Regions from separate parts of the Homo sapiens genome. Here region 1 is linked to region 2. The links are chromatin contacts, found by Hi-C or POLR2A ChIA-PET in ENCODE. All regions are on one chromosome and are shown on one strand. Each heading gives the region's core, a stretch centred on a gene start or an enhancer-like site at or near the end of the contact. The rest is flanking DNA. Distances are from core to core; before and after follow the strand shown.

Region 1 (2,737 bases), core at 140-2,639, 180 kb after region 2:
TTTGCAGGCCTCAATGCCCTAGAACCCCAAATGTTTCTGTGTGCTCGTGATCTCTCCTCAGTCTGTGCAGGATTACAACGCAAGGTACTGAGAAGTCAAGGTTGGATTTTGTTTGTTTGTTTGTTTTGTTTTGAGACAGAATCTTGCTCTTGTCGCCCAGGCTGGAGTGCAGTGGCGCCATCTCAGCTCACTGCAACCTCTGCCTCCCGGGTTCAGCAATTCTCCTGCCTCCCGGGTTCAGCGATTCTCCTGCCTCAGCCTCCCAAGTAACTAGGATTACAGGCGCCCACCACCACACCCAGCTAATTTTTGTATTTTTGTTAGAGACAGGGTTTCACCATGTTGGCCAGTCTGGTCTCAAACTCCTGACCTCAGGTGATCCACCTGCCTCGGCCTCCCAAAGTGCTGGGATTACAGGCGTGAGCCACTGCGCCTGGCCTACATGTTTTTTAGCCTCAAGTGTCTGGATAACACAATGAAAGCATGCTTGCCTGCTGGATTGTACAGACCAAGCCCCTCAGCATGCACAAATGGTTATCTTCAGTCACTTATACTTCCTAAGTTACCAGAATAACCTTGCACTCTCTCTCCCTTTGGCAACACAAACCTCATAGATTGGAAAATAGTCTTTTCTGCTGTCTTAATGCTTGCTTGCTTTCTATTCAAAAACTACTGCATGACTATACAGCATTTGAAACTCACTGTCTGATTGGAATTTGGGAAACATTGGCTTTCTTAATGCTGATTCTGCATTTCCTGCTGAAATTGAGCTCTCAGCTTTGAGCAGTCCCACTGAAACCAGGGGCAGCCAGCCGGATTCTCTGCAAGTCAGGAAATGAGAGCCAGACTCCCTTGCTTGTCTCTATGGACACTGGAGTCGGTTTCCCTTCCTGGGCAGATGAAAGGGTGAGGTCATTGCACATGATTGAGTGGTGGAGAAACTCAGCCTTCTAGAAACTAAGACCAAGCAATCATCTCACAAGAAAACATTTTGGAAGCTAGGTTTTCATCAACAACATTAAATAAATCACTGGTTTTTAAAGACCGGTAAACCCCAATGGCAGTCTGTCTGGATTTGTTCTAAAACTTAAAGCATGAGTTTTGCTTGTAAATGAGAGTTCCCTGAAATGCCAGCAAAAAAAAAAAAAAAAAAAAGCAAACCCAATCCTTTGGGTAATAGGAACCACAACAAGGAAAAATAGGAACCGCAACAAGGAAAAACATTTTTTTAAATAAATAAAACATTTCATGTTTATCCTCAGCAATTTCGTGTTTAAAAGAAACAAACTCTACAACTGCTCAGCATTCTTCACAAGGAAGGTGTGCCTTCAGCCTCCCGGAAAAGTCTCTCGGCTGGTATGACCTGGCCTGTTGCCGGGAAAAAGTGAGATTTGGCAGACACGGGCGTCGGGACAGCCTGCATGGTTACTGGACTGCAAGGTCTGGCCCCGTCAAAGCAGACAGCTCTATTATCCCCACAGCCTGCAGAACTGGGGTCAGGCGTGTCCTGATGCTGGATCTCTGCCCTCCTTCTCCCGGTTCTCACCCTGTAGGTGTCGGATTTGACCATTTGCACAACAACCCTCACGTTGTCATTCCCAGATCCTCATTGGTGCATTGTTCTTTTTGTTTATAGTAAACTTTATTTTTTTAGAGCAGTTTCAGGTTCACAGCAAAAAGGAGCAGAAAATACAGAGCATTCCCATATCTCCCCTGCCCTATAGACACACAGCCTCTCCCATTGTCAACATCCCCCACAGAGTGGTCCATCTGTTACCATTGATGAACCTACACTGACACATCATCACCCAAATCCGTGGTTGACACCGGGGTTCACTCTTGGCATTGTACATTCTGTGGGCTTGGACAAATGTATAATGATGTGTCCACCACTGCGGTATCCCACAGACTAGCTTCACTGTCTTAAAAATCCTCTATGCTTGACTGATTCATCTCTAATCTTTTTTTTTACTGTCTCCATAGTTTTGCCTTTTCCAGAATGTTAGAGGGTTGGAACCATATAGCCTTTCCAAATTAGCTTCTTTCACTTAGTAAATAGGTATGTTCCTTTTGGAGACCGTATCTCTGGCTCCTGGTTAAAGAGCAGGACTAGCTACATAATTCGTGACTGAGTGCAAAATGAAAATGTGGGGGCCCCTTGTTCAAAATTATTAAGAATTTCAAGATGGTGATAGCAGAGTATTAAGCCAAGCATGGGCCTTCTGAGGGCTGGGCCCTGAGAAACAGTGCAGCTGTCAGCCCATGAAGCCGACTACTAAAGAGTAAGGTTTTGTTTGTTTGTTTGTTTTGTTTTGTTTTTGAGACAGAGTCTTGCTCTGTTGCCCAGGCTGGAGTGCAGTGGTGCGATCTCGGCTCACTGCAAGCTCCGCCTCCTGGGTTCACGCCATTCTCCTGCCTCAGCCTCCCGAGTAGCTGGGACTACAGGCGCCCACCACCACGCCCGGCTAATTTTTTGTATTTTTAGTAGAGACGGGTTTTCACTGTGTTAGCCAGGATGGTCTTGATCTCCTGACCTAGTGATCCGCCTGCCTCGACCTTCCAAAGTGCTGGGATTACAGGCATGAGCCACCGCGCCCAGCCAAGAGTAAGGTTTTAAAGCAAGTGCCCAACATGTGAGTGGGTCCTTTGTCTTCTTCAGATTCCATAAAGCTAGGACATGTAAACAAAAGTGTTTATTATGTTTTTTTTATTATTTGTTTCCAAAATGCTTCCACAG
Region 2 (2,760 bases), core at 188-2,687:
CAACCTAGGCAGGGCCCTTCCAGTTTCTGCCGCAGCATTTCCAGCCCCTCGAGCCCCTGCAGCTCCTGAGGGTAGCTCAGCAGCCAGCCCAGCGCACCCTCTTCCGGGGCTAGCGCGCACTCCCTCGGCTCTGCTTGCGGTCCCTCGGTGTCCTTCTGCCCCTGGCAGAAGCTCTCACACCACCCTCCCTTCATTTCCCCTGCCGGGCGGGGCTCGCTATTCAGCTCCCTGTGCTCAGTCTGACCCCTCAGCCTGCTGTACCCGCAGGCTCTGCGGAATGAGCCCGGGCCCCAGCCCTTGCCCTCCCGCCCGCCACCACGTCCCTCCTCCCGCCTGGAGCTTCCAGGGCCCTGCCGCGGGCCCCTGCATCTCCCGCCAGGCCGTCTCTCTCTGCCTCCGTCTCCTGCAGCCCAGCTCCGCCTCATTCTCCATTCCTCGCCCAGAAACCTGTACATTCTGTCCGCGGTCGCCGCCTGCGGTTCCTCCACGTCACGCAGGCAGACGCCAGGCTCCGCCAGCTCACAGAACTGCTCTTGCCGAACCCCGAAGGCCTCCACCTGGTTGACCTTGGCAGCCAGCCCGGCCTTCCTTGGCAGTCAGCCCGGCCCTCCTCGGTCCTGACTTTGGGGCCGCTGCCTCCCGCCAGCTCTGTCTTCGCCTGGTTTCAGGGCCCGCACCGCCTTTGCCGGTACGGCCTCATGGCCCGACCCCTGGCCTCCAGACCCCAGGATCTCCCCCAACACACCGGCCCCTGCCCAGGCCACCCGTGTCAGCTCGGGGCACCTCTATCCTTGCACTTGTTCAGACCTCCAGTGACCTCTGAGTCTTCTCTCCCCCAGTTTTCACATCCCACCCTCCAGCGTCCTCCTTTCTCAAGAAGGATCTAGATTCCAACCCGCTCTCATCCCCCACGGTGCTACCTGCCAGTTCTCTCTGCCTCTAGGGTGTCCTTGCTTCCCCTCCTGGGCCTGGCTGGGATCCTTGTAATGTGGTGTGTGTGCTCCCGACGGTTGGCTTCCATCTATGAAAAGGCCAACATCAGGAAGCTGCCTAGGAGGCCGCCTGGCCCACGACCTTTCTAACCCATGTCCACCTACTCCCACCCTCCACCCGGTGATCATGGCCTCCCCTCCCCCCACCCTTCAAACCTGCCTCCAGGTCCCCCCCAGGGCCTTTGCACCAGTTAGTCCCTGTCTTAGCTCAGGGTGCCGTAACAGAATCCAGACGGGGCAACTTAAACAACAGAAACGCATTTCTCACAGCTCTGGAGGCTGGAAGTCCAACATCAAGGTGCCTATAGATTCCATGGCTGGTGAGGCTTCTCTCCTTGGCTTGCAGACGGTCTCCTTCTGGCTGTGTCCTCTCATGGGAGAGGGGAGAGGGGAGGGAGAGAGGGAGACAGAGGGAGCGGGGGAGGGGAGATATCCCTAGCGCTTCTTCCTGTTCCTATAAGGACACAGTTCTATTGGATCAGAGCCCACCCTATGACCTCACTTAACCTTTATTACCTCCTTATAGGTTCTGCCTCCAAATGCAGTCACACTAGGGGTTAGAGCTTCAACATACAAATTTTGTGAGGACACAGTTTAGTCCATAACTTTCCCTCTGCCCAGGTGGCTCTCCCTTGAATATCTGCAAGGCTGACCTGTCCACCCCTTGAACTAGGCCGTATGTCGCTGGAGTCCTCTTTACTACAACCACCTGGAGTTGGGGAAGTAGCCATCATGTAGGAAAAATTAGCCTGTGATTGTTGGTGGATGCTGGGTAGTATAAAACAGAGGTAAAACCAACAACAACAGACTAAAAAGCCCAGATGGCCACAAGTTCAGTTGCCATTTGTAGCAGGAGATGGACATTGGTGCATCCACCCGACACCACATTTCCAAGGATGCTGCATTCCCAAGTGAGCTGCCAGACCAAAATACAGACGGTGCTGATTTAAACATCTGTGATGAAGCAGTGAGCAGTTACACATGGCGAGAAGGAGGAAGGTTAAGGAGCTTTGAGAGGAAGACTTCTGTAGGCAGCCGTGTGCTGTGAGCCCCTCCTCCTGCCTTGTCAAGGGCTTGGGTAGGGGGAGCTTGTCTTCTTGCCTCAGGCTCGGTGAAGTTCAGCTCAACTGAACCTCTGGAGTTTGGGGGATGCAATGGCTGGGGGATAACTCCTGCCCAGGGAAACACAGAGGGCAAAACAGATGGGCTGGCAAACTGCTCCTTGGTGGGAAGGTGTGTGGGGAGGTGTTTCTAGGCACCAGTATGAGCCAGCTTACTTCTGGATCCATGTGAATGACATTTCTTTTTTCCCTTTGCTTCATCCCTCCACGTGCTCCAACCTGGGGGACCATGGAGCACTGTTGGCAGGTGAGCAGAGAAGGAACCAGGAAAGAGAAAAGGACCACATGAGGCCTTTCCAAAATCACTGTTTTGGAGAATGATTTATGTACAAGTTGCACCTATTTTAAGTGTGCAGTTGCTAAGTTTTGACGAATATGCACCACCAGAGAGGAAATTCAGAATGTTTTCATTGCCCCAGAAAGCTCCCTGGTCCTCTGCAGTCATACAGGATGCCCACAGGCCACCACATGCTGTTACTAAGGTGTGCAAAATGCCATTGCCTCCCTCTAATTTCAGTGTGCTTTCTTTGTTTTACTTTATCCGGGTCAAAAAAAACCTTGGGGCTGGAGGTGAGCAACTTTCAATTAGACCTGAGCCCTCCTACCATATTTTCCTTCCCTGAGGCCCCATGGACCTTCTTGGGACT

Evidence for each region. A loop is a pair of places that touch in the nucleus more often than their neighbours do. ChIA-PET counts read pairs that join two places held with the same protein, here RNA polymerase II (POLR2A). Pooled maps may share reads with other maps.
Region 1: a loop to region 2 is called in a pooled map, with 2.3 times the contacts of the local background. The contact joins the enhancer-like site here to the promoter of LINC03026 in region 2. A Hi-C loop is called at or near these places in 1 of 50 pooled maps. POLR2A ChIA-PET finds 5 or more read pairs at or near these places in 3 of 52 experiments (HEK293, activated naive CD4-positive, alpha-beta T cell and activated naive CD8-positive, alpha-beta T cell).

Annotation. Positions count from the first base shown.
Region 1 is chr9:88,257,387-88,260,123 of GRCh38, forward strand. No RefSeq gene overlaps it. Among named protein-coding and RNA genes, the nearest start is that of SPATA31C2, 120 kb to the left of the region's middle. Within about 2 kb of position 1,390, at least 7 of the 41 ENCODE cell types and tissues checked have a DNase peak (open chromatin) inside an H3K27ac peak, as active enhancers do.
Region 2 is chr9:88,076,463-88,079,222 of GRCh38, forward strand. LINC03026 (long intergenic non-protein coding RNA 3026) reads right to left here and starts at 1,438. Exons shown (of 2, transcript NR_135138.1): 1 at 1,261-1,438. LOC124902201 (syncytin-A-like) reads right to left here and starts at 1,438. Exons shown (of 7, transcript XM_047424307.1): 1 at 1,261-1,438; 2 at 921-1,021. RefSeq lists an enhancer at 136-686.